Linked DNA regions of Homo sapiens: region 1 is linked to region 2. A link is a loop called in an ENCODE intact Hi-C map of the cell type or tissue named here. Cell type or tissue: endothelial cell of umbilical vein. All regions are shown on one strand. Links, peaks and the distances in the headings refer to the core of each region. The heading gives the core; the rest is flanking DNA. Region 1 overlaps PFKP-DT (PFKP divergent transcript). Region 2 overlaps ADARB2 (adenosine deaminase RNA specific B2 (inactive)).

What was found. Peaks named below come from ENCODE experiments on the same cell type or tissue, not always from the same donor. Only the 100,000 strongest peaks of a DNase experiment are listed, where the experiment ranks them.
Region 1: a loop joins it to region 2, with 24 times the contacts of the local background. A loop is called at or near these places in 5 of 110 quality-filtered maps.

What each region holds. Positions count from the first base shown.
Region 1 is chr10:3,047,361-3,063,070 of GRCh38, reverse strand. PFKP-DT (PFKP divergent transcript) reads left to right here. Exons shown (of 4, transcript NR_160681.1): 2 at 4,588-4,991; 3 at 8,975-9,111; 4 at 9,929-10,577. Among named protein-coding and RNA genes, the nearest start is that of PFKP-DT, 12 kb to the left of the region's middle. RefSeq lists enhancers at 1-235, 14,929-15,492, 15,493-15,710, 14,820-15,710. In endothelial cell of umbilical vein, for the core only: no CTCF peak of the experiment used is centred there; a DNase peak (open chromatin) is centred at 8,220.
Region 2 is chr10:1,412,984-1,428,693 of GRCh38, reverse strand. All of the region lies in intron 1 of ADARB2 (adenosine deaminase RNA specific B2 (inactive)), which reads left to right. Among named protein-coding and RNA genes, the nearest start is that of ADARB2-AS1, 110 kb to the left of the region's middle. In endothelial cell of umbilical vein, for the core only: a CTCF peak has its summit at 7,656 (motif pointing left); no DNase peak of the experiment used is centred there.

The sequences.
Region 1 (15,710 bases), core at 7,188-9,687, 1.6 Mb before region 2:
GAGTGGGTAAATGAGTGAGTGAAATGAGTGGGTGAATGAGTGAACGTGAGTGAGTGAATGTGTGAGTGAGTGAATGGGTGAATGAATAAGTGAATGAACGAGTGACTTAGTGAATAAGTGAGTGAATAAGTGAATGAATCAATGACTTAGTGAATGGGTGAGTGAATAAGTGAGTAAGTGAATAAGTAGTGAATAAATGAGTGAATGAGTGAGTGAGTGACCGAAGGAGTGAATGAGTGAGTGAGTGAATGAATGACTCAGTGAATGGGTGAGTGGGTGAATGAGTGAGTGAGCAAATGAGCCGGTGAGTGAGTGAATGGGTGAGTGAATGAGTGCGTGAACAAGTGAATGAGTGAGTGAACAAGTGAATGAGTGAATGAACGAATGAGTGAATGAGTCAATAAATGAGTGAGTGTATGAGTAAAGGGTGAGTGAATGAGTGAGAGAGTGAATGATTGAAGTGAATGAGTGAGTGAAGAGGTGAATGAGTGAGTGAGTGAATGAATGAATGAGGGAATGAGTGAGTGAGTGAATAAGTGAGTGAATGAGTGAATGGATGAGTGAGTGAAAGGGTGAGTCAGTGAATGGCTGAGTGTGTGAATGAGGGAGTGAGTGAATGAGGGAGTGAATTGAAGGGATGGGTTGCCCCTCCACACCTGTGGGTGTTTCTCATTAGGTGGAACGAGAGACTTGGAAAAGAAAGAGACACAGAGACAAAGTATAGAGAAAGAAAAAGGGGCCCAGGGGACTGGCGTTCAGCATACAGAGGATCCATGCCGGCACTGGCCTTTGAGTTCCCTTAGTATTTATTGATCATTATTGGGCATGGCAGGATAATAGGATAATGGTGGAGAGAAGGTCAGAAGGTAAACACGTGAACAAATGTCTCTGCATCATAAACAGGGTAAAGAAAAAAGTGCTGTGCTTTTGATGTGCATATACATAAACATCTCAATGCCTTAAGGAGCAGTATTGCTGCCAGCATGTCCCACCTCCAGCCTTAAGGCAGTTTTCCCCTATCTCAGTAGATGGAATATACAATCGGCTTTACACCGAGACATTCCATTGCCCACGGAGGAGCAGGAGACAGAAGCCTTCCTCTCATCTCAACTGCAAAGAGGCGTTCCTTCCTCTTTTACTAATCCTCCTCAGCACAGACCATTTACGGGTGTCGGGCTGGGGGACGGTCAGGTCTTTCCCTTCCCACGAGGCCATATTTCAGACTATAACATGGGGAGAAACCTTGGACAATGCCTGGCTTTCCTAGGCAGAGGTCCCTGTGGCTTTCCGCAGTGCTTTATGTCTCTGGGTACTTGAGATTAGGGAGTGGTTTGAGATTAGGGCGTGGTGATGACTCTTAACAAGCAAGCTGCCTTCAAGTATGTGTTTAACAAAGCACACCCTGCACAGCCCTTAATCCATTTAACCCTGAGTTGACACAGCATGTGTTTCAGGGAGCACAGGGTTGGGGGTAGGATTACAGATTAACAGCATCTCAAGGCAGAAGAATTTTTCTTAGTACAGAACAAAATGGAGTCTCTTATGTCTACATCTTTCTACACAGACACAGTAATAGTCTGGTCTCTCTTTCTTTTCCCCACAGTGAATGAGTGAGTGAATGAGTGATCGAGTGAGTGAGTCAATGGGTTAGTGAATGAATGAGTGATTGAGTGAGTCAATGGGTTAGTGAGTGAATGAGTGATTGAGTGAGTGAATGAGTGATTGAGTGAGTCAATGGGTTAGTGAGTGAATGAGTGATTGAGGGAGTGAGTCAATGGGTTAGTGAGTGAATGAGTGATTGAGGGAGTGAGTCAATGGGTTAGTGAGTGAATGAGTGATTGAGTAAGTCAATGGGTTAGTGAGTGAATGAGTGATTGAGTGAGTGAGTCAATGGGTTAGTGATGAATGAGTGATTGAGTGACTGAATGGGTTAGTGAATGAGTGAATGAGTGAGTGAATGAGTGATCGAGTGAGTGAGTCAATGGGTTAGTGAATGAATGAGTGATTGAGTGAGTCAATGGGTTAGTGAGTGAATGAGTGAGTGAGTCAATGGGTTAGTGAGTGAATGAGTGATTGAGGGAGTGAGTCAATGGGTTAATGAGTGAATGAGTGATTGAGTGAGTGAATGAGTGATTGAGTGAGTGAGTCAATGGGTTAGTGATGAATGAGTGAATGAGTGACTGAATGGGTTAGTGAATGAGTGAATGAGTGAGTGAATTGGTTAATGAGTGAATGACTGAGTGAAAGTGAATGAATGAGTGATTGAGTAAAAGGGGGTGAATGAGTAAATGAGTAATGAGTGAGTGAGTGAATGAGTGAGTGACCGAATGAGTGAGTGAATGAATGAGTGAGTGAATGAATGAGTGAGTGAATGAGTGAGCGGGTCGCTCAGAGGAGGTGAGGACCGGAGCTGCCCTCTGACTGCTTCAGGAGACAGGAGCTGAGGGAGGAGCCTGAAGGGTGGGTAGGAGGTGCCCACTCAGTACTTATACCCTGCCTGACACATCCCCAGAGAAACCCAATCTCACCAGAGTGGTCTCTTGAGAATTATCAGTAACAACCTTTTTTCCCAGTATTTCATATATTCAGGGTGATTTCTTACTTTCCTTTAAAATGCCAATTGCTTTTCGGACTTGGAATTCTCCACTGTTGCTCCACGCCACTGTATCTCCCATAGGGGCGTCCCCCGTCATTCCCAGGAATGGATAAAAGCCAGAAGGGCGGCATCAGGTGGGGCCCCTTCTCCTATCATCCTCCCCTTCCTGCTTGCGTTACCCTAAGTGACTTGTTTTGGAAGTCTACAAAACGCAGACACATCAAATTTGGATAAAAGCGTAAGCAATTTAAGAGGTTGCAGTGCTAGCGGGAAGGTCTTTGGCTGCCGGCACCCTCCTCCCCTCCAGACCCTGCTGGACCCAGGACTCTGACTCTGCCTTCGGCCTTGGGGGTTTCATTCCTTCTTTCCTTGCCAGCCACTGAGCTGCCTTGGGCTAATCTGCAACCACAGAGGGGCAACCATCCTCCTTTCCTCTTGCCTCTTCCTCCCTTCTTCTCACTTTCCTTCTGCTTCTTTCGGGACTTTGGAAAGTTCAAGAATAAGCAAAACTGTAGATCAGAAAACGCTGCCTTCAGCCTATTCTCCTCCCACCAGCTTCCCTGCAGATTCTTTGATCTTTAAAAAGTATTTTGCTTTGTATCTAGATGCTAAACTTTATATAGAAAACAGGTGGGGTTGGTTTCTCGGCCGGGTACAGTGGCTCACACCTATAATCCCAGAGCTTTGGAGGCCAAGGCAGGAGGATTGCTTGAGGTCAGATGTTTGAGACTAGCCTGGGCAACATAGGGAGACCTCGTCTCTACAAAATCCAAAAAAATTAGCCTGGAGCGATGGCACACCTGTAGTCCCAGCTACTTGGGAGGCTGAGGCAGGAGGATCACTTGAACTCAGGAGTTTGAGATTACAGTGAGCTATGATTACATCACTGCACTCCAGCTTGAGCAACAGAGTGAGACACTATCTCCCAAAAAAGTAAAAATAAAAAGTGCTGGAGTCCATATCGAAGCCCACAGCCAATTGTGACATGTGAATCTTTTATTTTTATAATCTGCCTCTCTTGTCTAAGTGCCAAATGATGCTCACATTGTGTGTAACTACTTCCACCTTTGTCTGGCTTCTTTTTCCTTAAGTATGCAGAATCAGGTTGCATAGAGTTCTGAGAAAATAAAATAAATCCGCTGTGTGCTGTGGCTCATGTCTATAACCTCAGCACTTTGGGAGGCTGACACAAGGATTGCTTGAGACCAGGAGTTTGAGGTCAGCCTCGGCCACATAACGAGATCCTGTCTCTATAATAAATAAATAAATAAATAAATAAATAAAACATTAGCAGGACATGGTGGCACAGCTGTTGTCCCAGCTACTCAGGTGGTGGAGGCCTGAGGATTGCTTGAGCCTGGGAGGTTGAGACTGCAGTGAGCCGTGATCATACTACTACACTTTGGCCTGGGTGAAACAGTGACACTCTATTTCTAAAAAAATAAAGTAAAAATAAAAACAGTTGGAAGCTTCCCAAGACTTTGATGCAGAAACAGGTTGCCCTGAACCAATTAAAATTAATATCTAAAAACTGGAAAGAAAGGAAAGAAAGAAGTTTGCATTATTTCTGTAAAGTATGATGCCATTACAAGTTTTACTTTCTCTGGGACATTTTCTCAGTGGTGTCAACTGAAGTCCACTTCACAGAATGACTTCATCTCCTGAGCACTTTGGAGAACGACGATTAAAGAGACTTCCTGGCACTCCTGATACTTTTAGTGTCATATGGAAGCAGCAAGAGTCATATGTGTTAAATCCGTGGTATTAAAGCAGAAGACATTGGTTTGTTCTTTCATGAACATTGTCAGAGCATTTCCCTAATGACTAGCGTTATGTCAGAAAATGGGGGGAGAGAGATGGTTCTTTATTGGCAAATAAGTTACATAAATTTCCCAGTTAGAAAAACAATCATGATTTTAGCCATGTCAGATGAGGTCAGAGATGCCCTATGCCTCAGTTATGGAATGCTAAATCTGAATATTGGTTGACAGGTATCTTCCACGGACCTGTGACCTGTCGCTGTGTACAAGCTTGAATTCCTAACTACGAGTCCTTGAAGCTCCCTTGCTGCCTGAGCGGAACTGAAATGGCTCCCGGCTGAGGCATTCAAGGGAAAACTCACTGAAATATTTGAAACTACCACCATGAACAAGAATGCTCTTCCAGTGTGCCAGGATGTACACCCAGAGCATTATCCTCATTAGTTGTATATGCCAGCATCCGGCAGGCGCTTTTATCTTCTTTGGGTGTCAACTTTGAGATTCTTATGTAAGCTGCGACCTCTTCCTCTGCCTGCAAGCACATCCACCCACAACCACGTGTTGCCTGGTTTAGAGCCTGCGGCTGGGTCCACCTGCAGGAGGAGGAGTGACTGGTGCAGTGAAGCTCAGACCAGGTACAGGATCAGAGCTGCGGTCACACGTCCGGGGCAGACAGCTCTGCATTCTTGGGAGGGCCCAGGTACCCTCTTCTCTTGGAAGGCCAAGCCCAGAGCCTAGGTGGTCTTTGAACCCAAATAGACTTTGTAGTCCAGGGAATGGGAGCCTCGCTCACCAGGGGAAGAAATTAGGGATCTTGGTCCTGAGTTTGTGGGGTAGACTTTGCCATTTTCCTCCCCCTTTCCCGGCCATGCCCTGTTTGAAAAGAGGTCACTTCCATTTCAGTGAGCCAAGATCGAGCCACTGCACTCCAGCCTGGGCAACAGAGTGAGACCCTGTCTCAAGGAAAAAAAAAAAAGAAAAGAAAAGAGGTCACTTCAAAACTTCCCTGTTCAAACAGTTGACCCTTGAACAGCAGGGTTTGAACCGCATGGGTCACTTACTTACACATGGATTTTTTTCACTTCTGCCACCCCTTAGACAGCAAGACCAACCCCTCCTCCTTTCCTTCCACATCCTCCTCCTCTGCCTACTCAATGCAAAGGTGAGGAGAAGAACCTCTATGATGAGGCACTTAATGAATAGTCAACACATTTTCCTTAGGATTGCTTTATTTCCTCTAGCTTACTTTACTGTAAGAATACACTATACAATACATATAACATACAAAATTTGTGTTAACCAATTATCTGCGTGATCACTGAGGCTTTTACCCAAGAATAGGCTATTCTTGGGTAACGGTCAATCCGTTTTTGGGTAGTCAAAAGTTATTGGCTGAATTTCGACTGTGTGGCGGGTTGGTGCCCCTAATCTCTGCATTGTTCAAGGATCAATTGTATTGCTTAAGAGGTGGTCATTGGAACACTCCTTAGGGGCTGACTATTTTTTTGTTTAAAAAAGTTTTTGCCACAGTGGGCCGCTCGTTTAAGGCCCTAAGATTCCTCACCTCTGAGCTCCTGCTACCATAGACCAAGTGCTGATCATTTTTGTTGCTCAACATACTTGTCTCTTCCATCTGCCACAGGACCCACTCTCACCTTCCAGGAACTGCTCCTTCCACTGCCTGTGGACCTGAGGGTCAGCGTGTCCAGCCAGGCCAAGTAGGGAGATCAGTCCTCTCCTGTGCCCCAGTTCATGGATGGGCACAGGATGTGGGTGGTGGGGGTGGTCCACCCGCTTCCTGCTAATCCCACTGGATCATCAGGTGGGGAGAGTCAGCTTGCATAGTGAAACCAGAGAGCTGCGAGATGGAGAGTGGGAGTGAGAAACCAACAGAGTGAGACACACACACACACACACACACACACAAAGAGGGAGAGTGAGAGAGAGAGAGAGGGTCAGAGAAGCAGAGACACAGACAGACATAGAAAGATGGAGTAAGAGATGAGGGGAAGAGAGAAACAGAGACAAACACAGAGTCTTAAAAAGAGACAGAGAGAGACAGAGCAACCAGGAGAGAGAGAGAGAGGGAGAAACAGAGACAGGCAAAGTGAGAGGCAGAGAGAGATGGAAAGAGAGATGGGGAGAAAGGCAGAGAGAAGCAAAAGCACAACGTTCCTTGAATTGCTTCTCCCTGAGGTCACCATTCTATTTCTGCACTTCCAATCACCACCAGGAATCTTTCTAAGTCACCTGTCCTCCTTCCTTCCCTGTCTTCCCCACGCACTCTTACTAAAGCCTCCTGAAATCTGCCCTCCCAATGACAACTCCTCCTTGAAATGTCACCACTGACTTCCAAACAAGCAGCAAATAAAAAAGGTTTTTAAAACACTGACTTCTACCAGTTTCTAGTTTTTCTAAAGGTTATGGTGCTGTTTCTTAATACCTCTCTCGAACATCTTTCTCTTTGTTTTTTTTGCATGAATTAACATGAAAATAGAGCACAACATATTATAGTGAATATAGACTATAAATGATGTTTTGTGCATACTTTATTACTAGTGATAAACACTGTATAAGTAATTTATTTTTGCCATTTCCTACTTACTATGGTTTGAAAGTGTCCCCCAAATTTCACGTGTTGGAAACTGAACCCCTCATGCAGTAGTGCTGAGGGGACGGATATTTAAGAGGTGATCAGGTCATGAGGGTTTCACCCTCATGAGTGGATTAATGTTTTTTGTTTGTTTGTTTGCTTTTTTTTTTTGAGATGGAGTCTCGCTCTGTTGCCCAGGCTGGAGTGTAGTGGTGCAATCTCAGCTCACTGCAAACTCCGCCTTCTGGGTTCACACCATTCTCCTGCCTCAGCTTCTAGAGGAGCTGGGACTACAAGTGCTCACCACCACGCCCGGCTAATTTTTTTGTATTTTTAGTAGAGGCGGGGTTTCACCGTGTTAGCCAGGATGGTCTTGATCTCCTGACCTCGTGATCTGCCCACCTCGGCCTTCCAAAGTGCTGGGATTACAGGCGTGAGCCACCACGCCCGGCCGGATTAATGTTGTTATTGGGGGAGTGGGTTCATTATCACAAGAGTGGGTCTGTTACAAAAGTGAGTTTGACCCCTCTTACTCCCTCATGCTCTCTTGCCCTCCCACCTTCCCGTGGGATGACACAGCACAAAGGTCCTTGCCAGATCACCCTTTAACCTTGTACTTCCCACCTCCAGGACTGTGAGAAGTGAATCTCTGTTTTTGTAAATTACCCAGTCTCAGGTACTCTGTTAAGGGAAGCAGAAAACAGGCTAAGACAAAATGTTTTAGTATCCTCTTCTCTCACAGTTGCAGTGAGAAGTTTATACTTTGTTTTGCTTTGTGGCAGATGAAGTGCTAAATAATAGGCATAATTTTGAAGGTTTCTCCTTCTATCCTAATATTTGATCCATTTAAAAGTTTCTATTACACTGAGTTGTTGACCCTTGCTTCTGATGCCTCAGAGATGTCTGGAAGAAAATCACGGAGGAAACCTCAAGTGCCATGTAGTCTGTCTTATCTAAGTGCCCTCTGGACTTCGAGAAGGCTCTTTCTGAGAACCAGGGAGCTAAGGATGTAGCCCAACTCAAGATACTTTCCTGGAAAAGCTTTCAGAACATAGCCATTCCCTGGGAGCATCACAGCTTTTAGACTTCACAACAGGCACCAGAGAGCAGTCAGAAGGCCATGGAATATTTCACCTGAATTCCTTCCAGCATTGTGTTCCAGGAAGCTAGAAACTTCCTCCCCCTCCATGTGGGTCTTAGGTTTCTCTTTCCAAACAAAAACAGACTTGTTTTTGAATTATCTCCAAGAAGACAAGGTCTTAGCATTATACATAATTGAATTGTAAATCTTCTAAATTTAGAAAGAAACAGTATGGAAATAATTCAGAAGCCCTTGAGTTTTTAGCTAGAAGACTCTGCAGTGGTGGGGGGACTCTTTGTATCCTGAAAATTCCCGGCATGCTTCTTCCACAACGATCCTTGCTTGTGTCTCTCTCCAAGCACGTCTGTGAATAACCCACTCATCCTTCCAAGCTCAACTAAAACACCATGTGACAGAAACAGTTGGTTCAACATCCATTTCCTCCTCCTCTTCTGACTGAGGCTCTGCGCTAAATGCTTCATTCCCCAGCTGTCTTTGTGCACGCATGTGGTCATGTGGGTCCATTCTGGCCCATGTGATTTAAGTAGAATTGTTGAGCACGACTTTCAAAAGGACTCCTTAAAAGGAGTTCAACTACTGAGTATGGCTTTTTTTTTTTTTTCTTTTTCCTGCTGCTTTGAATGCAGCTGTGATTGCAGGAACAAAGCTGCTATCTTGGGGCATGAGGTGATCTAGAAGATACAACCACCTTCAGTCAAAGTGCCTGAGGGAATGACAGGAGAAGCTGGGCTCTCTGATAAGATCACAGATCCAGTGCACAGGGGAGGATTGCCTCCCTTCAGATTCCTTTCATGTGAAAGGACAGACCTTTCTATGTGTAAGCCTCTGTTAGCTTGAGTCTTCCATTTTATGCAGCCAAACTTAACCCTAACTGACACACATCATCTGCTTATATTTTTGTGATGCTGTCTCTAATCTCTTAGGTAACTGTGTCCTCCCAGAAACCTATGGAGAGCTGAAGGGGTTTTAGGATTGTGGAATCCACCCTCCTCGTTTGGTAAAAGAGGACAAAGGCCACAGAGCAGTGCGCTGGCTGAGGCATGCGATTGTAAACCAAAAGGTACCTGAGACCAATCTCAATCCATTTAAAAGTTAATTCTGCCAAGGTTAAGGACATGCTCGGAAGGAAAAAACATGGAATCACAGAAACAGTCTGTGGTCTGTGCCTTCCTCCCAGTATGATTTTGAGGGCTTCAGTATTTAAAGGGGACCGGTGGGCTGGAGGGGAAGGGTGGGCTGGAGGGAAAAGGTGGACTGGAGGGGAAGGGTGGGCTGGAGGGAAAAGGTGGACTGGAGGGGAAGGGTGGGCTGGAGGGGAAGGGTGGGCTGGAGGGGAAGGGTGGGCTGGAGGGGAAGGGTGGGCTGGAGGGAAAAGGTGGACTGGAGGGGAAGGGTGGGCTGGAGGGGAAGGGTGGGCTGGAGGGGAAGGGTGGGCTGGAGGGGAAGGGTGGGCTGGAGGGGAAGGGTGGGCTGGAGGGAAAAGGTGGACTGGAGGGGAAGGGTGGGCTGGAGGGGAAGGGTGGGCTGGAGGGGAAAGAGGGAACCTGTGGTCATCCTTAGGTTGCAAGAGAAACAGAGCAGATGGGGATGGTCAGCTATGTCTTCATCTCACATGTGGTAAATCAGCCCTGTACGTAAGATAAGGTGAACATAGACCAGCTTCCTGTGGAGATATGTAACCCTTTATCTGTAGCTATCTGCTTAGGAACAAAAGGAAAGGCAGTTTCTTGCATGATTCAGCTTCCAGCTTAATTTTTTTTTCCTTTTTGGCTGTGAATTGGGGTCCCAAAGCTTTATTTTCCCCGCACACTATATTGTATCTGAAAACTGTTGTTTGGGACCTAAAATTGTTTACTTACTCCACCTACATCCCTTAGCTCAGTTTCCATTTGGAATGGCTTCCGGAAGGCTGGAATTGAAATCCACCAGTGCCCATTTCAAGGTGCTCCCAACACAGCCTGGAAAAAAGGAGCCCAGATACGCTTCCCTGTGGACGCAGGTCAGTCATCAGGACGCACAGAAACAGCGTTGCCCTTGGCCTGGAGCCATTGTCCTGAAAGGGGATCCTTCCCAACTGGGGCCTGAGACTGATCCCTGAGAAGTGGCCCCTCCATCCTGGAACCCCTCCTGCTTGTGTCTCCTTACTTCCTGGTGATCACCGCATTCAGGCTCAGAATGCCGCAGGCCTATCCCACTGGAAGCTGCCAAGGTGCCCAGCGCCCTGTTGCACTCTTGTCCCACAGGACGCCAGGCACAGCAGCAGCATCAAGGGACCAGCAGGGAAGAGGCTGCAGTGATTTGGGGAAACAGTGTGAAAATCACCTGGGGCCTGGCGACACGGGGTCCCGCCTCCTCCCCCATATTAGGTCCCAGAGAAAATGACAATATGAACAGCTCATGTCACCATTATTAGGCAGAGTCTTTATTCTTTCCTTAATCTTTGCCATTAAATTGAGCTCTATAGGACCATTTTCTGCTTTTAATGCCAATAAATGAAATTCCAGAGCTGCTTCTGTAAAAAAAAAAGTTTCATTTTCATTATTTTACTATTCGTTACATTAATTCTATTATTTTATTCTCTTTTTTGTTAGAAGAACTTCAGCCTGAGAGGGGCTATCCCTGCTGCCTTGTAGGTACAGAAGGGGAGAGAATGAGTCTCTCCAAAAAAGGGTTTCATGAAAGCACTGAGGCAAGATACTCACCTCAGAGGGTTCAGGACAAGGACACTCACTTTGTTCTGTGCGGTGTGGAGACGGGGGTGGGCATTCCTCCGTGGCACTAACTGGTTCCCTCTTGCCTTCAGCTGCCAGTGCCCTTGGACATGTCATTTGGACAAAACACTTTTCCATGTCCTGCCATCCATTCCACGGAGGCAGGAGAAAAGGGTCTGGAGGCAGGAACATAAGGCCGATTCACCCTGACTTCGGAGAACTAAATCAAATGGAAACTCTTGGGCTATGACAGGAAATATCCTCTCCATTTACACAGGGCGTACACCGAGTACATGATTTTGTAATTTTACTTCATCCTCTTTATTTACATAGAGTGTACACCAAGTAACCAATGGAAACCTCTAGAGGGTATTTAAACCCCAGAAACTTCAGTAACGGTCTCTCCATGCTCGGGCCCTCCCACCCTGTGGAGTGTGCTTTCATTTTCCATAAATATCTGCTTCTGTTGCTTCATTTTTTCCTTGCTCCATTTGTGCGTTGTGTCCAATTCTTTGTTCAAGGTGCCAAGAACCTGGACACCTTCAACCAGTAACATTATCTTACTATCTTGTTTTATTTTTTTATTTTATTTTTTTATTTTTATTTTTTATTTTTGAGACGGAGTCTTGCTCTGTCACCCCGGCTGGAGTGCAGTGGTACGATCTCGGCTCACTGGAAGCTCCGCCTCCTGGGTTCACGCCATTCTCCTGCCTCAGCCTCCCGAGTAGCTGGGACTACAGGCACCTGCCACCATGCCCGGCTAATATTTTTTTGTATTTTTAGCAGAGATGGGGTTTCACTGTATTAGCCAGGATGGTCTTGATCTCCTGACCTCGTGATCCTTCAGCCTCGGCCTCCCAGAATGCTGGGATTACAGGTGTGAGCCACCGCACCCGGCCTACGATCTTGTTTTAAAACTGAACTCAATTTTTCATCTGTTCACCTAGTTTTTAGATAATTACAATGAAATACACTTGGAATTTACCACAGCTTAATATGAGGGTCACTATGAGCTATACGACAGGTTTTATGTTTAAAAGTTTGCAACATTTTTTATTGCTCTTTCATTTACAAACTACAGTAAATGCTTTTTTTATGTTTAATTATGAAATATATGACACATAAGAGTCTATAAAACTTGGCTAGTCATGGTGGCTCATGCCTGTAATCCCAGCACTTTGGGATGCTGAGGTGGGTGGATCACCTGAGGTCAGGAGTTCAAGACCAGCCTGACCAACATGGTGAAACCCGTCTCTATTAAAAAAAATACAAAAAGTTAGCGAGCATCATGGCAGGCGCCTGTGATCCCAGCTACTCGGGAGGCTGAGGCGGGAGAGTCGTTTGAACCTGGGAGGCGGAAGTTGCAGTGAGCTGAGATCGCGCCATTGCACTCTAGCCTGGGCTACATGAGCGAAACTCCACCTCAAAAACAAACAAAGAAACGAACAAAACTGAATGCATAATCCTATAGAGTAATAATTGCACTGTTGTCATCATCCTTTAGCATCGAGTGTCTTGAAAGGCTACAATATGCCCTTCCTTGATCACCTGGGTCTCCCTTCTTCACCCATACATAGGACTCATGTGTTAATATTTGTCTTGCTTTTCATAAGGTTTATCATTTCTGTGTATATTATTAAGCAAAGTCATATGGTTTGTGTACTGTATATGGAATAGCAGTGTATTTTTCAGTAATTTCCTTTGTTCACTGTAATTTTTCATTGTTGATGCTTTTAACTGCAGTTCATTTTCACTGTTGTATAATATTGCACAATGTGAGTATGCCAACTTTTTTCCTTGATAGAGGTGTATTTGGATGGCCTTCAGGTGTTTTCTATTTCTACAATCACTGCCTAAATATTCTTGCCCCATATGTGTCTCTTGGACAAGACAGTGCAAGGGCATTTCTGGGGGGACATGCCTGAGAAGGCAAATGTGAGGCCACAGAGCTTTTTATGAAATACAGTCTCTTCACAGCTGCAACAGCAGTGGATACTTTGCCAGCAGTTGATCTTTTCCACCTTTTGGATTTTTGTGGCTCTGCTGAATTTGTTTCTTGAATTATTGGATGTATCCACAGTACTTTGTTTACTTATGTTTTGTAACTTTTTGCACCTGGACTTATCTTCCTTGGAATTTTATGTGGGGAGATATTTTGAGGACAGAGTTGCATTGTTTCAGCAAGGATTTTCTGCTCACATGGGGTAGAGGTGAAGCTAGCAGCCACCTGGTGCCACGTCAATTTGACCCATGCTCTTGATGTCTTCCAGCATGAACTCCTGGAGGACTGTTTCTCACTGGTTCTCAGGGTCAGTGGTTTTCCCTCCACCCATCACCAATGCAGGGACAGGTGCTCTCCTTGCTGCTCCTGCTCTAAGGTGGGCTTTTATTTTAAGTCTAAGATGTCAGATTTCCAACCTCATTTTGGAGAGGCGTCCGGTTTTCTTTCTTATGCCCTGTCCTCTGTGCAACTGTCTAAACAGAAAAAAAATTCCACTTTGGTTCCTGCCAATTCTTTATTGACTGCTGTGGATTCCATCCTTCAATGCCAGCCCAGTCGTGCACTTACAAAGATGTATTTTTGTAGGTTTTATCCAACAACTCAGTTGTTTTATTGGGAAAGCTACTTAGTGTCCCTTATGTTCGAAGTTGGAAGCTCCTGGCAACACCGTAGGTGAGACAGCTGCTCTTCCCCCTTTTCATCATCTTCGTGCTGGGTCCAGGCCTTCTTTGCTCTGTGATTAAGATGCCACAATGGGCTGGGCACAGTGGCTCACGCCTGTAATCCCAGCACTTTAGGAGTCCAAAATGGGTGGATCACCCAAAGCCAGGGATTCAAGACCAGCCTGGCCAACAAGGTGAAGCCCCGTCTCTACTAAAAGTACAAAAAATTAGCCGGGCACAGTGGTGGGCACCTGTAATCCTAGCTACTGCAGAGGCTGAGGCAGGAGAGTCTCTTGAACCAAGGAGGCAGAGGTTGCAGTGAGCCGAGATCATGCCATTGCAGTCCAGCCTGGGCAACAGAGTAAGACTCCATCTCAAAAAAATGTATATGAATAAATAAAAATAAAAATAAATTGCTGCTATAGCCTCTGAACTGCTTGGTCTGCCTCTGGCATCCGTTCTCATGCCCCACATTGGCAGAGATGCGCTCACACCCAGAGGGAAGGCAGGGAGACTGAAGGACTATTATTATTAACAAGAAAGACAAAATTATTCTGAGGACAATGTAATTCTGTTTCCTAGAAATAGTAAAATGCTTTGATAAATTATTAGAATTAACAAAATTCAGTTTAGCACTCATGTTCAAAATGATCACCAACTTTAATATGCCAACAGTAGCCAGACTAAGTAAGAAGAGGGAGTCAGGAGGTCCGCCCACAAGGGCTGGGCCTCTGCATAGAGGGCAGAAAGGTCGACTCACTCTGCAGCCTCCTGCTCCATCAGCATTTTCTGTGGTGACAGCCTGAAACGGCCTGGCCCTCCCTCTCCTGCCTGGGGCCTCCAGCCCAGTCTCAGGGCTGGGCAAGGAATAAGCCCCATTTAGGGCATTTCCTCACTTGACCTTCTTCTGGGCTGAAACGCATTTGCTTTCCAAGTGCTCGTCAGGGAGCCGCACATAGAAGCTCTTGTTTTCTCCCCACTGCTGACTGGTTCTGGGTTCGGGGGTTTTCTCTCCACTGCTGACTGGTTCTGGGTTCGGGGGTTTTCTCTCCACTGCTGACTGGTTCTGGGTTCGGGGGTTTTCTCTCCACTGCTGACTGATTCTGGGTTCGGGGGTTTTCTCCCCACTGGTGACTGATTCTGGGTTGGGGGGCGCCCCCCGTTCCCCGGGCTTCTTGGCCACTGCATCTTTGGCTTTCGCTCCAAGATTTTGACCTCAGTTAAGGATTCAGAAACTTTCTTTTTACACTTTATTCTCAGATTGTTTTTTTAAAAGTCAGGCCAAAAAAAAAAAAAAGACACAGAAAGTGGAGTGAGTCAAGAGTGAGTGTAAAGTTCCGAGGATGAAGCTGAACACGCACGAGCCTCTGTCAGGGTGGTGTCTATGCTCAGGAGCCATGTTCATCCCAGAGCTTCCCAGGACTGAGACCCTAAAAAAAAAAGGAAAAAAAAAAAAAGGAGCATAACAGAAGTAAATGCTAGGATTCTCCATAAGGTCCTTTTTTTTTTTTGGTGAATGGGTTTTTCCCTTAATTTCTAGGCATTTGGCATCATGGAAATAGAACAGCAGCATCTTCTACCTGCAGGGCTGAGATTTTTCGGGTGGACAGAATAAACCAGGGACCCGTATACAGATCAGAGGGTGGGTTGGCAGAAGAGGATGGGCACAGAGGATGTGGGATGATACCAAGCGGCGTTTCTACCATGATGTGTGTGGGATGCGGGGAGGGGAGAGAGAAGCAGGCAGGGAGACAGAGAGAGAGGGGGAGAGTGGGAGACGGAGAGAGAGAGAGAGAGGTAGAGGGAGATAGAAAGGGAGAAAGGGAGGGAGGGAGAGACAGAGAGAGAGGGAGAGAGAGAGAAAGGGATGGATAGAGGGAGGGAGGAAAGGACAGAGAGAGGGAGAAAGAGAGAGAGAGAGAGAGAGGACCAATTCACCACTTTTGTCCAAAGAACCAGGCCAACTGTCTGGAGCCCGAGCGTACCTTCTCTAAAGGGTTTTGGAGCATATGATTCCCTTATTCCTGCAGCTCTTCTAGAATATGACCATCTTCTGACTGTTATTCTATTTTTTTTTAAAAATACACTCCTATGATTATAGCTTGTTTTTCTATCTTGTAAGCTATATCCTGGCAACATTCCAGGAATGACTCTAATTTTATTAACAGTGGGTCCTCAAGTTTCTTCCTACAAAATAGACTTCTGGAACCCTTCCCTGGAGATGGGTAATTTCAGATCATGTTTATGAATTCCTGAGATTCTCATTCAGAGTTAATGATTTCCC
Region 2 (15,710 bases), core at 6,573-9,072:
CCTCCCTCCCATCCCCAGCCCCCAATCTCTAACCCATGACAACCACTAATCTGTTCTCCATTTCCATAGTTTAGTCATTTCAAAAATGTCATATAAAAGGAATAAAAGGCTGGGCGTGGTGGTTCATGCCTGTAATCCCAGCACTTTAGGAGGCAGAGGCGGGCGGATCACGAGGTCAGGAGATCGAGACCATCCTGGCTAACATGGTGAAACTCCATCTCTACTAAAAATACAAAAAAATTAGCTGGGCGTGGTGATGGGTGCCTGTAGTCCCAGCTACTCTGGAGGCTGAGGCAAGAGAATGGCGTGAACCTGGGAGGCGGAGCTTGCAGTGAGCCGAGATAGCACCACTGCACTCCAGCCTGGGTGACAAAACAAGACTCTGTCAAAAAAAAAAAAAATAGGCATAAAAACATTTTGGAGGCAGGTGTGGTGGCTCACTCCTATAATCCCAGCACTTTGGGAGGCTGAGGCAGGTAGATTTCTTGAGGTTAGGAGTTCGAGACCAGCCTGGCCAATATGGTGAAACCTCATATCTACTAAAAATACAAAAAAATTAGTCGGGTGTGGTGGTGCATGCCTGTAATCCTAGCTACTCTGGAGGCTGAGGCACAAGAATCACTTGAACCTGGGAGGCAGAGGTTGCAGTGAGCCGAGATCAAGATTGCATCACTGCACTCCAGCCTGGGTGACAGAATGAGACTCTGTCTCAAAAAAAAAAAAAAAATGGGACTGGCTTTTTTCATTCAGCATGATTCCCAGGAGATTTATCTAAGTTGTGTATACAGATAGTTCATTTCCTCTTATTGTTGAGCAGTGTGTATGACCATGGTGTGTTTAACCATTCACCACTGATGAACACCTGGTCTGGACTAATTCCAGTGTGGAGCTATTATAAATAAAGCTGCTATAAACATCCATGTACAGTTTTTTATGCAAACATAAATTTCCATTCCTCCAGGATTAATGCCCAAAAATGTGACCTCTGGGTCATGTGGTAGTTGCATGTTTAGTTTTATAAGAAACTGCCAAACTGTTTTCCAGAGTGGCTGTAACATTTTACTTTCCCACCAGCAACGTATGAATGATCCAGTTTCCCTACATCTTCACCAGCATTTGGTGTGGTCACCACTTTTCAATCAAGCCATTCTGCCAGGTATATGGTAACATCTCACTGTAGTTTTAATTTGCATCTCCTTAATGGCTAATGACATTGAACATCTTTTCATATGCCTATTTGCCAACTGTATATCATCTTCAGTGAAACATCTTTTCTTGTCTTTTGCCCGTTTCTAATGGTATTGCCGACTTTGTTACTAAGTTTTGAGAGTTCTTTATATTTTTTTAGACATAAGTCCTTTGCCAGACATGTGGTTTGCAAATACTTTATCTTAATCTTGAGCTTCTCATACCCTCTTAACAGAGTCTTCTGCAGAACAGAACAGCTTTTAATTCTGATGAGGTCTGATGTCTGCATTTTCTCTTTTATGAATTGTACTCAGCATCACATCTGAGAACTCCCACACCATGTTCTAAAAAGGTGACCTGTCCTCCACTGAATTCCTTTTCCACCCTTATCAGAAATCAGCTGGGACTCCATGTGAGTCTACTTATGGAGGATCTAAATTTTATAACTCAATCTCAGGGATAAGTTAAAAAATCAGGCCCCTGGAGCCCAGCGGAGTACACACGTGCCTGCAGTGGTCTGCCCAAGCGTGGGGCCGACACATAGCTCTGTGGCCTCTTCCCGATGGGCAGGGTTTGGGGACAGGGGTCCTCCGGCTCTTTCACAACTGCTTTAGGTTCCTGTCCCCACTGTGTTTTGTCCAACACAAAGCTGCCTTCTTAGGAGTCTGCCCCTTGTCTGAAGGGAGAAGCAGGGTATAGAAGGGATGCAGTGGTGGAGTAAGCGCCGTCAGGAGTCAACCAGGGGCAAAGTGTCTGCACACAGCCTTGCCGCCTCTCCTGGGCCAGCCCCTGGGCTCTCTTGCCCAGGGTGGCAAGCAGGTTCACTGGTCTCCGAGTCTCAGAAGCTCAGCTCCATCCATTCACGCTCCTCACCTTATCAAATGGAAGAACCTCCACCTGGCAGCAGACTCAGAGCTGGAGGCTTTTCCTTCCAAGGCCACAACAGGGGAGAGAGGCAGAACTGAGGCCTCACAGGTGTAGGGATGAGACAGGACCATCCTTCTGTCATAACTGCACCTGAAGAATGATGTGTGTGCATGCTGACTGTGTTCTCCAAATCGCCACGCAGAAGAGGGCTTCGGTTTTACAGCAACAATGACAAGGGAACATGAAATTTAAAGAGAAAAAGAAAGGATTTAAAAAGGCCAGTGCCCAGGAATAAGGCAGTTCTCTCCTTGTTCTGTTTATACACAGTGACGACAACAGAACTGTACATTTCAGAGGACCACGCAGGCCGACCTAATGAGGCTGGCACTGCAGAGCTCATCTGTGTGCTGCATTGCTTGGCCTCACCTCTCACCAGGGAGCCCAAAATACCTCCATATTTTAAACCACAGGCTCTTTTACACATCAGATCTTGATTCCCCTTCTCTATATGAGTTTTGTTGTGTCATTATAGATCAAGCATAAAACATAAACACAACCTTCTGACAAATGCCACATGCTCAGAATGACTGCTTGAGTCGAGGAAGGAAACTCTAACCTCCTGAAAGAACCTGTTTCCGCATTTTTGAGTAACATGCCTCTGTGAGATTAGCCCTCACCCGCTCAGCTCCACGTCGGGTCATTCTCTGTCCTCCACTTTTGCTCATCCTCCTCTGACCACTGAGTTGCAGTTGGAAGGCTGTGGCTTTCGTGAGGAGTCAATGTTTGCTAATCTATTCCAGCATGCATGCTTCCTGCCCATGATGTCTTCATGGCAATTAAAATAGATCCAGCTCAATCTCCATCATGCAGTTCAGGCTACAAACTAACCTGCTGACAAGGAAGAGAAGTCAGAGAAAGGCAAGGACTGAAGGGTTACTGAGCCAGGAGCACAGCTGGTTTTTATGGGTTGGCAACTTGAGAGGCTGTAGATGGAAGGTTCTGCTTAGATCCAACCATCTTCTACAAGATCTAAGCGGAGTGAGCGAGCCCAGGCTCCCACACCGCGGTGCTCCACAGAGACCTGCCCAGTGACAGAGGACTGGGAGTATGCAAGCAAATCCCTGGAATCCTGGACAGCAACACATTCAGTATAAAAGATTAGATACTTCAGGTATTGCTTGAAGGATACAAACTTGAATTGATTCAATCAAAGCAACATTTGTTGAGCATCTATTGTGTTCTAGGACAAAGCATAGTCTCTATGCTCCGGGAAGATTAAAATGGATTCAGGGAAACAAAAACCCAAATAAATGAATGCCATTCAGCGTAAAGTATCCTGAGAAACAGGTGGTATATAGGGCAGGAGAACCATGACCAGATCACAGCATTTGATCAGGAAATCAAATGCAGTAGCACAATGAAATCTCAATTCTTGTTCCTGAAACCGTAGTCCAATTACAGGATAATGCTTGTTACCTTTGACCAGAAAGACTTAAAATACCATGGAGCAAAACAGAGGCTCCAGGCTCATTGAATTCTGACCACCCCCTTCTCTTGCTTTTCCAGCTGTAACAAGGCTTCCACGCACGCACCCCAGGACGTGCGTTAGAAGAGACTCACTCTTCTGTTACGGTGATTAGCTTTTTTTCATGCAGCTGATAAATGCTTTTGGAGACCTTAGGTTGAAATTTCATCTTTACAAAAAAATCACAATTGATGTTACTTAGAACAGCTGGTGGTTTCCACCACTTACTCCCCAGTGGCCACAGTTCCAATTTGTGGCTAGCCTTGTCTTCAAACATCTCGGGGCAACCAAAATGCGACAGGATGACAGATCGTCCTCTCAATGGACACTGACAAACAAATTAGTGCAAAGATGCTTTCCGCAGCAGAGCAGATGTGTTGAGTTCCATCACATGGAACAAGCAATGAGAAGCTGTCCATGCCCCATCTGTGCCTTTTACTTTTTATTTATCTCTCTCTTTTTTTTTTGCAAACTCCTGATGCACCATCATGACACACAAAGCACCAAGCTTCCGTGGGCACTAAATGACCACTTTAGGGGCATTGTCCTAAACTTTCTTAGGACATAATCCAGGAAATCAGACCACTCAGCAATAGAACTGTCCGGTGGTAAACGGAAGTCATTTGTAAATATCCGCGAGAATCCACACTTTGCCACGAGTCATTAAACACGAGGAAGAGGCCTCAGAGCATGCCATCTCGCGTGGTTTTTGGAGCCACGGCTCTGACATGGTTCTCACAGGGGTGTTCAGCCTTTCTTCTTGCTCTCACACAGGCCCACAGAGCATCCATTAGGCCAGGAGGTAGTTAGGTGTGTAGCCCTAAACGCTTCTTACTCCCAGAGCCACAGGAAAAACATTCATATCCTCTTATCCTTCCTCAGATCAATCAGCAAAGTCTTTGCAGACCTACTACATACATAATGGACCTACTGCATACATAGTGGACCTACTGCATACATAGTGGTCCCACTGTATACGTAGTAGACCCACTGCATATGTGTTGGACCTTCTGCATACACAGTGGACCTACTGCATACATAGTGGTCCCACTGCATACATAGTAGACCTACTGCATATGTGTTGGACCTACTGCATACATAGTAGACCTACTGCATACATAATGGTCATACTGCATACATAGTGGTCCTACTGCATACATAGTGGATCTACTGCATACATGGTGGACCTACTGCATACACAGTGATCTTACTGCATACATAGTGGACCTACTGCATACATAGTGGTCTTACTGCATACATAGTGGTCCTGCTGCATACGTAGTGGATTTACTGTATACATAGTGATCTTACTGCATGCATAGTGGACCTACTGCATACACAGTGGTCTTACTGCATACATAGTGGACCTACTGCATACACAGTGATCTTACTGCATACATAGTGGACCTACTGCATACACAGTGGTCTTACTGCATACATAGTGGACCTACTGCATACACAGTGATCTTACTGCATACATAGTGGACCTACTGCATACACAGTGATCTTACTGCATACATAGTGGACCTACTGCATACACAGTGGCATGGAACTCACTAGGCCCTAGGAAGGTAGCAAAGACAACTAGGCCTAGGAAGAGTAGTCCCTGCCTCCCCTAGAACCTTTGAGTCCCCCTAGCACCATGAACACGCAGCAGCCACACTGCCAGGACCAAGCAGTGCTGGGCAAGGTGGCTGCAGGCTCAAGGCCGGGTGCTCAGGAGCCAGGAGGCCGGAGGGGTTTCTAGGAGGCTTGCAGAATCCCTCAGTGAGAACAGGGGAGTTGAGCTGAGTTTTAAGGAATAAACAGGACTCAGATTAGAGGGGAAAAGAAGGACAGTGATTTCAGGAAGGGAGGGGGCCAAGGGTGTAAGCAATGGCGTGAAGCTGGGACAAGGGCCCGGGCCAGGACTCCAGCTTAGCGAGGGCTGGGAAGGCGGTGGCAAAGGTGGGAGCTGAGCTGGAACCCAATGGCCATGGCCACCTGTGGAGACTCGGGGACTCGGAGCAGAGAGACTGCTGGCCAAGGGTCCCCTTCAGTGATGTAAGCTCCAGGAGAAATGCACAAGGCAAATACCTCTCTGAGTCTCCATAAAATGGGAACACAGGCTCACAGAACATCTAGCTGCAGGGCTCTCGGCCATAAGAACCAGACAGGTGGGTGCCACTGCTCCCAGGATCCAAGCCATTGTTTCTAGGGAGACTCGGTGGGCTCCATCTGCAAAATGGAGTGGAGAGTGATGGGGTAGACCCCAGGCGGAGTTTGCGTGTGGCCATAGGAGGTACGCTAATGCCCTTCATACCTGGGTGCCGCAGGCCGAAAGCCCAGTGGATCCTTACAGTCTGCACAGTGTATACAGCCTATGCTTGGTGACACATTGACAGATGGGTGGTCATTGTTACAGCAATTTATCAGAATTCACTGGTCAGCCTTACCCAAATAACTGAGGCACTGTGTCAATTTTGCACAGATGTGTAGGTATCCATGGTTTCCAGAGTAGATGGCTCCCAGGTAAGGGACATGTGACCTGCAGGCTGGGGTCACCAAGGCCATTGTGACCTACGGGCTCCTCTCCCTGCCCCAAGACCAGTGCCGTCAGCTCAGCCACAGGGCACTGCCTCTCACTGTGCCTTCCCCTCTGGTGGAGTGTCCAGGTGGGTTGAGGTCCACCTGTGCCCTCACCTGCAGCCCCGGTCTCCAAAGCGTGAGCCGCTGGTCTGGCCTGAAAGTGTTGACAGTGCCTCCCTCTCACTCCCGAGTCCTTATTCCACCCTCGGACAGCTGTCTCTGTAAATAAATTTACCGAATCAGAGCACTGAAAACTCCTGACCTTATATTAAGTCTTCCAGGATTTATCAGAAAAGCATAAAGCTGTGAAATATCCTATGTGGCCTCATGGATTCCATATATTTTGAATCTTTCCTTTGATGTACCTTGACGTCCCCGTTCTATTCCTCTTGCCAACCTTGGCTTAAAAACTCGTGGAAGTTAAGAGCCAAGTCTGTTGCCAGGGATATGTCCATGGCTTTGATGGGGGATGTTGCCCATTGTTGGGCCTTTTGGTGGGGGCTTCCCTAACTCACAGCAGCTTTCAGATGCAGGCACCTCAAGCCTGCCACTCTGCCACTAGAGTAGGTACCTGGGGCTGCTTCTCCTCTGTATTCTCTTCAAATAACCTGAGATGGAAATAGCACATGCAATGGGTACATAGCTCTTCCTCAGCAGACCCATCAAGGAACAAATACAATCATCCAAAATGTGCTTCCTTCTCCCTGTTTCAGTCTAGGAGCTCTCCGAGTGTTCTAACTGGATTTAGATTAGACCACCTCCCTGTCAACATGTTCCCTGCCCTGGGGTTCACTTTAGGAGGCAATGGGGTGAATCTTACAATGGAAAGGACAAAACAAACAGTCAACACTAACAGCGTGGACTCTCCTGACTTCCACAACAGCAGCCCCATCTGAGCATCGTGAGTCTTAACTCTCAGCATGTGCATTTTATAAAGGCAGGATTTTTGTCCACTTTGTTCACTGCTATAGTCCCAGGGCCCAGGATAGTGTCTGGCCCACAGTAGGTATGAATAAACATTTATTCAATGTGAATAAGACTCTGTAATGAAAGAGAATCTAGAGAAGAATAAGTTCAAATTGCTCCCTGACCCCCAACCTCCCACTGCTTTTAGGAGTAAGCCCATTGTTACCCAAAAAGATTTAGTGACTTCTGTGAAATCGCAAGAAGCCAGCCTGGAACCTGACCCTGAGACACTGAGACCCTTTAATCTCCTCACAGCTGAGCGTGGGTGGGGTTAGGTCCTGCAGATCCTGACCAGCCACCTGTCCCACAAACCAAGCAGCAGACAAACACTATGGAACCGACGGGCAGGTGCACAGGCTGTGCTTTGACTGTAACGCTCCAGTGCAGAGGGCCCCTTTGGTCCGGGTTAATCAAGGCAGGTCTGAAGGAGCCCCCGCCCTCCTCCAGCCGGTGCCCCCACCATCCTGGGGACCTGACTCACATCAGTGCTCTGATCAGAGGTGAAGGGCGGGAGAGCTTCGAGCTCCCCCTGGAGGCGAGTGTTGCACAAACACACTAGATGGAGAGCAGTGGAGGTGTAACACCACCCTGTGAGAGCAGAGAGAGGAAGGAGAACCGAGCGGCGCAGGGCAGGCAGGAACATTTCGCTTTCATTGGGAAGTGTCCGTCTTCTCTACTTGCCGGTTTGCTCCGGGGTGTGTGCAATGCAAGCTCCTTTGGAAGCATGCCTTACAAGACATAGCACTGCTTCTTTCAGGACGGGGCTCTAATTTGTGGCTAGCCCTGGGCGGGCGTTAATCAATGTGGTCCTCGAGAATTACATCTTCTCCTGCTTCTGTGCCCTGGGTGCAGAGCCTGTGTTCTCAGCGGCAGGCAGCGGCTCCCTCTCTGTCAGCGCTGTGCTCACTCGCTCTCTGTTTCTCAGCCGAGCTATTTCCTTTCCTCTGCCTTTTTTTTTTTTTTTTTTCCCTCTTTCTGGAAGATGAGGACCTGCCATCATTTATCAAGGATTTGATTCTTCATCATGAAAAACCATGGTCCTGAGTCCAGCTTCTATTTGGTAGATAGAGACAGATCAGCTTCAACTCTAAATTTTATAAACCTCTTATAATAAAATCCCTCGGATGTGAATGTGCTGTCTCAATAATTAGATGAATACAGCCAACCACTGGTTACCAGCATGATGAAGGATCTGATCATATTATTTTCCGTGGCTGCGCTGGCCTGACAATCCCCCACCACATATCTGTCTGTGCTACTCTTTGTCAGCCTTACACGTAGCTGTCCATGTAAAAATACTTACAAAGTAACTGCTCAAACATGAAAATCACAAGGCAAGAGCTCATTAAACAAAGAAACGGCATGAGCTGTGCTGTGTAGTAGATTAGAACTTTAAATATTTCCTGCTAGCAGGTAAGTTATGAGGCCTTTAAATATGTATTATTATTCACATTTAATCATGCACCGAATGTTCCTGCTTAATTGCTAAATGTTTTCTCTTGTGCTTAAATTTCATGCCACAGATTATTAAAAATTGACTTTACAATATTTATTTTACTTATCTTCTCAAGCCAGACTGGGCATAGCTGATAGATTTGGTAAATTATTAATTTTTAAAGGCAATTTGTGCTACATTTTACACTCGGATGATGTCCAGAGAGACTCTGATTTCTAGTCCAAAACTTACAGAACTGAATCACTTTGATTCATCTTTTATCTAAAGACTCTTAAAACACATATGCAGAGATGTGAGAGCTAACGAATCCCTCCGATGTGATGTGAAAAGCTAACAAGCGCTTAGTTAACATTTAGATTCATGTGATGAAGGAGGAAAACTATCATTTCCAGTAGGTTATCTGAGCAATAACCTTGGACGATATAATTCATTCTGTTATATAACAAGAACTGCTTAGAGACATCATGAGACTTTAATAAAACCCACAAACATCTCTATATCAGGCTTAATTTACTGCAGCACCAACCATCTGGGCTTACCGTCCCTCTGGGTACCGGTTCCGCCCAGTGAGGCTGTGCCCTCCATAAAGTGGCCCGTGGTTTTGCTATAACTCGGTTTACATAGGGGAGCATATGCATGAGCCAAGATAAACTTCTCATATGGATTCTGCTGGATTTTTTTAAAGTGTTTGATAGTAAGTTTCCACTGTCCATACATTAAATTCTAAGCTAAAATTATATATTAAATTGGGAGTAGATTCTTAGACACCAAAAAGATAAAATGATCAATAAAATGAGGTCAGGAGTTCGAGACCAGCCTGATCAACATGGTGAAACCCCATCTCTACTAAAAAAATACAAAAATTAGACGGGCGTGGTGGCGGGTGCCTGTAATCCCAGCTACTTGGGAGGCTGAGGCAGGAGAATCACTTGAACCTGGGAGGTGGAGGTTGCAGTGAGCCAAGATCATGCCATTGTGCTCCAGCCTGGGCAACAAGAACAAAACTCTGTCTCAAAAAGAAAAAAAAGACACATCACTGTACATTTTTGTGTATATTTAGGCTCCTGCTTTAGTTTCATTTTTCTGAAAACCAGTGTTGTCTAAACATCCCTTTTCTTAGCCACACTATGCAACCAAGATCCAGGGTTCCAAGTGAACCCTTTTCTTTCCTCGACCATGCAGCCTACATACCAAAGGGGCGCAGGACACACTTGGCTGGTTTCCGACAGCACGCACAAAACAGAAAAGGGAAATTTTCCAAGACAACTGACAAAAATCAAGACATAGATTTTTTTTTTTCTCAGTTATCCTGCAGAAACTTTGAAAGGCTTGATGTATTTGCTGAACTTTGGAATGCTCACTGAGTTTAAAATCACTATTGTATCAGTGTTGCTCGGCCCAAAACTAGCTAGGGCACTGAGGAGGAAATAGTCTGGATAGTCACATAATAATACGGACTACTCTGGCCAGTCTAGAGCCCTGTGTGAAAGATAATAGCGGAAATAATTTCCTCAAGACACCAGAAGCTTCGGACAACTGCTTTTTACTGCGGGCTGTTTTTCCCCTTGTCAATGCCATTCCAATTATTTTGTTGGTGCGTGGAAGGAAATTAGTTAAGTGACATTTGAGTATCAGAGCTTCTCCTTGGTACCTTGGGCCTCGTCTGCCTCTAGCCAGAACCCACATACAACAAGGCTCCCCCGTGGCGTCTCGGCAGGGGATCTGCCAGAGCAGCCCTGGAGAAAGGAGATGGGACTGCCCGGGACAGAGCAAAGCCACAGGGCAGGTCCCCGCTGCATCTTAAAGCTCGAGGCCTGACCCTGAGCCCACCGTCTTTCCCGGGAACTCCAGGGGTGCTCATAGCCGACTTGAAATTCTAAGGAGACACTTCCCCACACCAGGACTAGGCTGCTTGGTTTCTGTGGACACTTTAACAAAACACCATAACTAACACGATGAAGTTGATCCTAGATGGGCGACTCCCTTTGGTTTACGGAAACGTCCCTCCACCGACAGAGGAGGTGCAATTGTGAACCTCCTTGCCTGGGCCGTCTGCTCCAAAGTCAAGTCTCCCCAGACATCTCAGCAAAGGATGTGGAGTGACCTTCATCGGCTTTTAAATGTACTGCAAGGGGCTTATTCTTTAAAACTTCTAAACATTGTGATCTGTAAACAAATATGCAGATCTCTGTCCGCCATTTTCCCCATGCACCCTGGCGTCTGCTCTTCCTGCCTAAACTTTGAGGTGCCTTGGGGCCCACAGCGCGTGGCCTCAACGCACATGGCTGCCACTTGCCATGCAGGCATCTACTGTGAGCCCTGGAGGGGCAGCCATGGCACACCCTAAGAAGCACGCAGAGCCCAGGCCAGGCAGGGCGCTGAGTCCAGAGGAGTGAGGCCCACCCCAGGAGGTGCAACGCCGGCCCATAGCACAGGAGTGAAGAGTGGGGAGGCAAAAACCACCCAGCCACCAATACAGAACCCAGACAAAAGAGAGCACAGACTCCTGTCCATGTGTCAGGCAAACGGTGCAAACTCCACACCTGCCTGTTTTGATGTGATTTTAGGAATATCACTTACTCCACTGTGTTCGTTCACGTGTAAAATAGGAATGATAATAAAATCCATCCTTCCACAACCCTTCATCCTTCTTTTGAGTCAGTAAGATAATTAATGCAGGGCAATTAGCAGAGTGCCTTAGAAATCGCTCATCAGATCTCTTCCCGACCCTCTGGGCTGCACTCCCTGGTCATCTACCCTGACCGACTTCCTGACCATCTAGTCTATACTTCCTGACCGACTGTTCTATACTTTCTGACTGTCTGTTCTGCACTTCCTATCTAGTTTGCATATCCTGACCATCTAGTCTATACTTCTTGACTGTCTTGGTCTACACTTCTTGACTGTCTTGGTCTACACTTCTTGACTGTCTTAATCTACACTTCCTGCCCATCTAGTCAACACTTCCTGGCCATCTGGTCTATACTTCCACACCATCTGATCTACACTTCCTGGCCATCTGGTCTATACTTCCTGCCCATCTATTATATCCCACACTTTCTGGCCATCTGATCTATGCTTCCTGACTATCTGGTCTACACTGCAGGCCACCATCCACACAGTTTCTCAAACACTCCTGCAGTAACAACTCCTAAGCCGGGGGGTCTGATGTCTCCACATGGAATGTTTCAGGGGGACCCGTGCTGCACCCACCTCCCTTCTCAGCTGTGGATGGTCATGCCCCAGGCCGACACCTTCTCTCTCCCACATCAGCAAGCTGGGCGCTGCCAATGTGAAAAGGTTGGCTGACCTAATGGGGTTTCACCACGTGACTTACTGGCAGGGATCTGGCTCTCATGGAGACTGAGTGAGTTCATGGGCCCCATTCTCTGGAGTGGAGCACCTGGTTGACTGCCATCATCCCAGACCCCACAAGGGTGGTGATGGAGCCAGGTGCATGGTACGGACCTGTGTGCATCAGGGCAGCCTGGGTGAGAAACTCCAGGGCCCCTGCCTGTGCAGCCTCACAAGGGCCTTTCCTGGATCCCAGCCAGTTACCTGCTCTAGCTCTCCCCACGGCCCATCCACAGGGAGGCTGTGAATCAACAGAGGGAGAGAGACCCACAGGGGCCTGCCAATGGCCAGGCGCTCACTCCTCTGGGCCTCCTGTGCTGACTTTGGACCCCAGAGTAGGTTAGAGGAGGAACCAGCTATAACTGAAGTGCAATAGAATGATTGGCGTCCCCTTAACAAACACCCACAGGCACACTCACCCCAGTTGGGCCTTCATTTAGTTTCATCTCTCAACTTTTGGCAGCATGAGTTGCCCAATAATTCATTTATTCAAAAATATCTTCTATTTGCCAAATCCTGTCTTACATGCAAATGTACATGTGTGTACATATCTGTGTGTGTGTGAATAAGTGTTTATGAATATGAACCGCATATGTTCATGTGATTCACAGACCAGTCCATCTAAGAACCTGCAGGAGGGAAATAAGACAGGCAATCACAAGAAGTAATGTCTACTTAGATCTTCACGGATGGCACAGTGATGTCATGTGTACTGCTTGTTAAGCCCCATGGCGGGTCTTGAGTTTGGTCCTATTGTTATTTCCCATTTATGGAGTGGTCTAGAGATATTCACCCAGTAGGCTGTGATCACACGGCTGGTGAGTGGTAGAATCAGCCTCATATCCAGGCTCTATAATATGACTACCCTAGGAGTTCCATCAATGCTCAGAGAAGAGAGACACTACTGCTTTAGGGGCAATAAATAGGGCTGCATGGAAGAGGTGGCAATTGAGAAAGTGATAATTTTTCACATAAGATGATAATTTTATTTTGACTCTATGATCAATAGAATCAAACAAATAACTTTTCTAATTTAGTTTTAGCCTTAATGTAAATTAAATTATTTTTAATTTTAATAAATAGCTAATCTGCTTCATTATGGCAGTTTTCTTATTTGCATAGAATTGACTTGATGAAATGACTAAGAAATAGCCAATCAAATTATCATTTCATGACACATACTCAAACAAAAAAGTAATTGAAGTCTTAATTAGAGAGAGTCACCCTATTCCCAAATATTTCTTACCATGCGGAAGAGGTGTCGTGTTTATCTGGCCAACTCATGTATCAATCATCCATTCATCCATCCACTCATCAACTCATCTGTCATCCATTCATCCACCATCTATTCATCCACTCATCTATGCATCTCTCCATATACCCTTTCTTATATCCACCCATCTATCCATGATCCACCCATCCATCCCACCATCCATCCATCCATCCATTTCACCATTTATCTGCCCATTCTATCGTCATATACCCACCCAGCCATCCAGCATCTAACCACTCATGTACCCTTGTACCCATCTATCTTCCCATCCATCCACCCATCCACCCATCCATCCACCATCTGTTCACCCACCCATCTATACATATACCCATCCTTATATCCATCCACCATACATCCACCCATCTACCCATCATCCCTCTGCCCATCCATTCACCATCCATCCATTGGTCCACCATCCATCCACCCACCCATGATCCACCCAAACATTCCCCAATCCATCCATCCATCTATCATCCATCTATCCATCCATCCATCCATCCATCCACCTTCTATCATCCTATCCATTCACCATATAGCCACCCACCCATCCACCATCCATCCATCCACCTATCTATCCATTCATTCACCATTCCTTTATCCATCTATCTAACCATCCATGAGCCACTCATCCAGCCCCCATCATCCACCTAGCCAGCTGTCTCTCTATCCATCCTTCTGTCCATCTGTGTTGGGGTGATCAGACCCAACACCAGGTCATGGGGGTGACAAAGTCCAGTGGAGTCAAAGGATTGAGAAAAAGACAGTTTGAGAAGTAAAGGTGGGACCAGGGGCCATCGTGATCATGGAGGCTGCAAAGGCCCCAAGCTCTGGGAGCACATGCTATTTATTGGTAATCCAACAAAGAAACAGGTGATGAGAATGTGGAGGTTGAAAGGGCATGTTGCATTAAGCACGTGATTTACAGCTGTGACAGTTTAGCATTTGCTCTGCTACCTGAGATAATGGAGAGCAGGTTCTTTTCACTCAAGATATAATCGATCCTGGGAGAGCAAGGAGCAAGGAGTCAGCAAGTCTAGACACATTCCAGAGCCACGAGCCCTGGATTCTATCCAAGCCACGAGGGATTTTATGCCCTGGGCTTAGATTACGGTACGTCAGGGTAGCCTTCCACCCTTTAGCACAGAGCTTGGTGTTCCAAAGACCACAAGGGGTTTTAGACCCTGGCCACCAGACATGTTCTAAGACTCTTTTACATTATGTCAGACATGCAAGCACTGCCTCAGCTTCTCCCGACACTCAGCTTTTCCCAATAATCTGCCCATCAGCTAAGTGCTTACTGTATTCCCCCCATCAAGGAAACGAAGCCTGGGTTGGGGGTAGGTTGAGCAATTCCAGGACAGTGAGGATAACTGGCTGGAGGCCATGGCTGTGCAGGGCAGCCCCCTGAGCCGAGCTGGTGAGGAAAGGAGTATCAGGGAGGCTTCCAGGGAGTGGGACCTGAACAGCGTCTGAAGAACGAATAGAGCCCCTGATGTGGGTCTGGCACCCAGCGAGCACACATTGTTTTTTGGGCTTCACTGAGAGGACATCACCGTGAGACCTGCAATTGCAAGACAAGGATTTCTTTACCTGCTTAACTGAACTCATCCCCAGTGTTCACTGGGTATCGCAAAACTTTTCTATCCATCATGGCAGAATGGATGCATAATTTACAAATCGGTTTTTACTAAAGATTATTTGGGTTTTGACCAAAAAATTAAAACGATGAATTTGTCATTGTGCCCGGGAGCATCATCAGCGCTCAGTCTGTAAGATTCTCAAGGTGAGGCTGAGAGGTCGCTGGGCAGAACAGAAGGCCCGGCCCCAGGGGCAGGGCCTGAGTGAGAATCTTGGCTTCCCTGCCCTAGGGTTCACGGCTGCGCTTCCTGTGTCCAGGTTTCTTCTCTGCAAAACAGGGCCGATAGGAGGACCCTTTCATAAGATGGTTAGACCCGAGCAGGTGCACGACACAGGCTGTGTGCACTTCAGCTGTAATTTATGGTATTCCAGTTACACAAGCCATTGCTGACATTGGCTGGGTCACTGTTAGGACCCACATGTTTTTTGTGTGAATTCAAGACCGAGAGCTTGGGCATGATGAAATAGACTTTCCTGCTCTGGAACTCTGCCTCCATTCTGCGAGACCCGACGCCGTTTCTAACCACAGAGCACCCCCTTCCCCAGTGCTGTGTCAGTGTCGGGATTGGGGCTGGGACATTGGCTGGGGACCCCCTTCCTGCACCATCTCCCACTCATGTTCTCACTGGGACCCCTGCTGCCCTGGCTGGGCCCTGCGCCCTCACCATACAACAACTGCTCAAGTGGTTCCTAGGCTGTCAGCCACCTGGGTGGATTCTAACACCCGTCTCCTGCCTGCAGACCGTTCTAGACCATTCTAGAGTATGCATGGCTGGGCTCTGCCAAGCTCCTGTGGCTCCTCTGCTGAGAAGCAGCCATGCCCAAATCCCCATGGAGCCCACAGCCCGAGGGCCCATCCACCCTCCCGCCAGCCC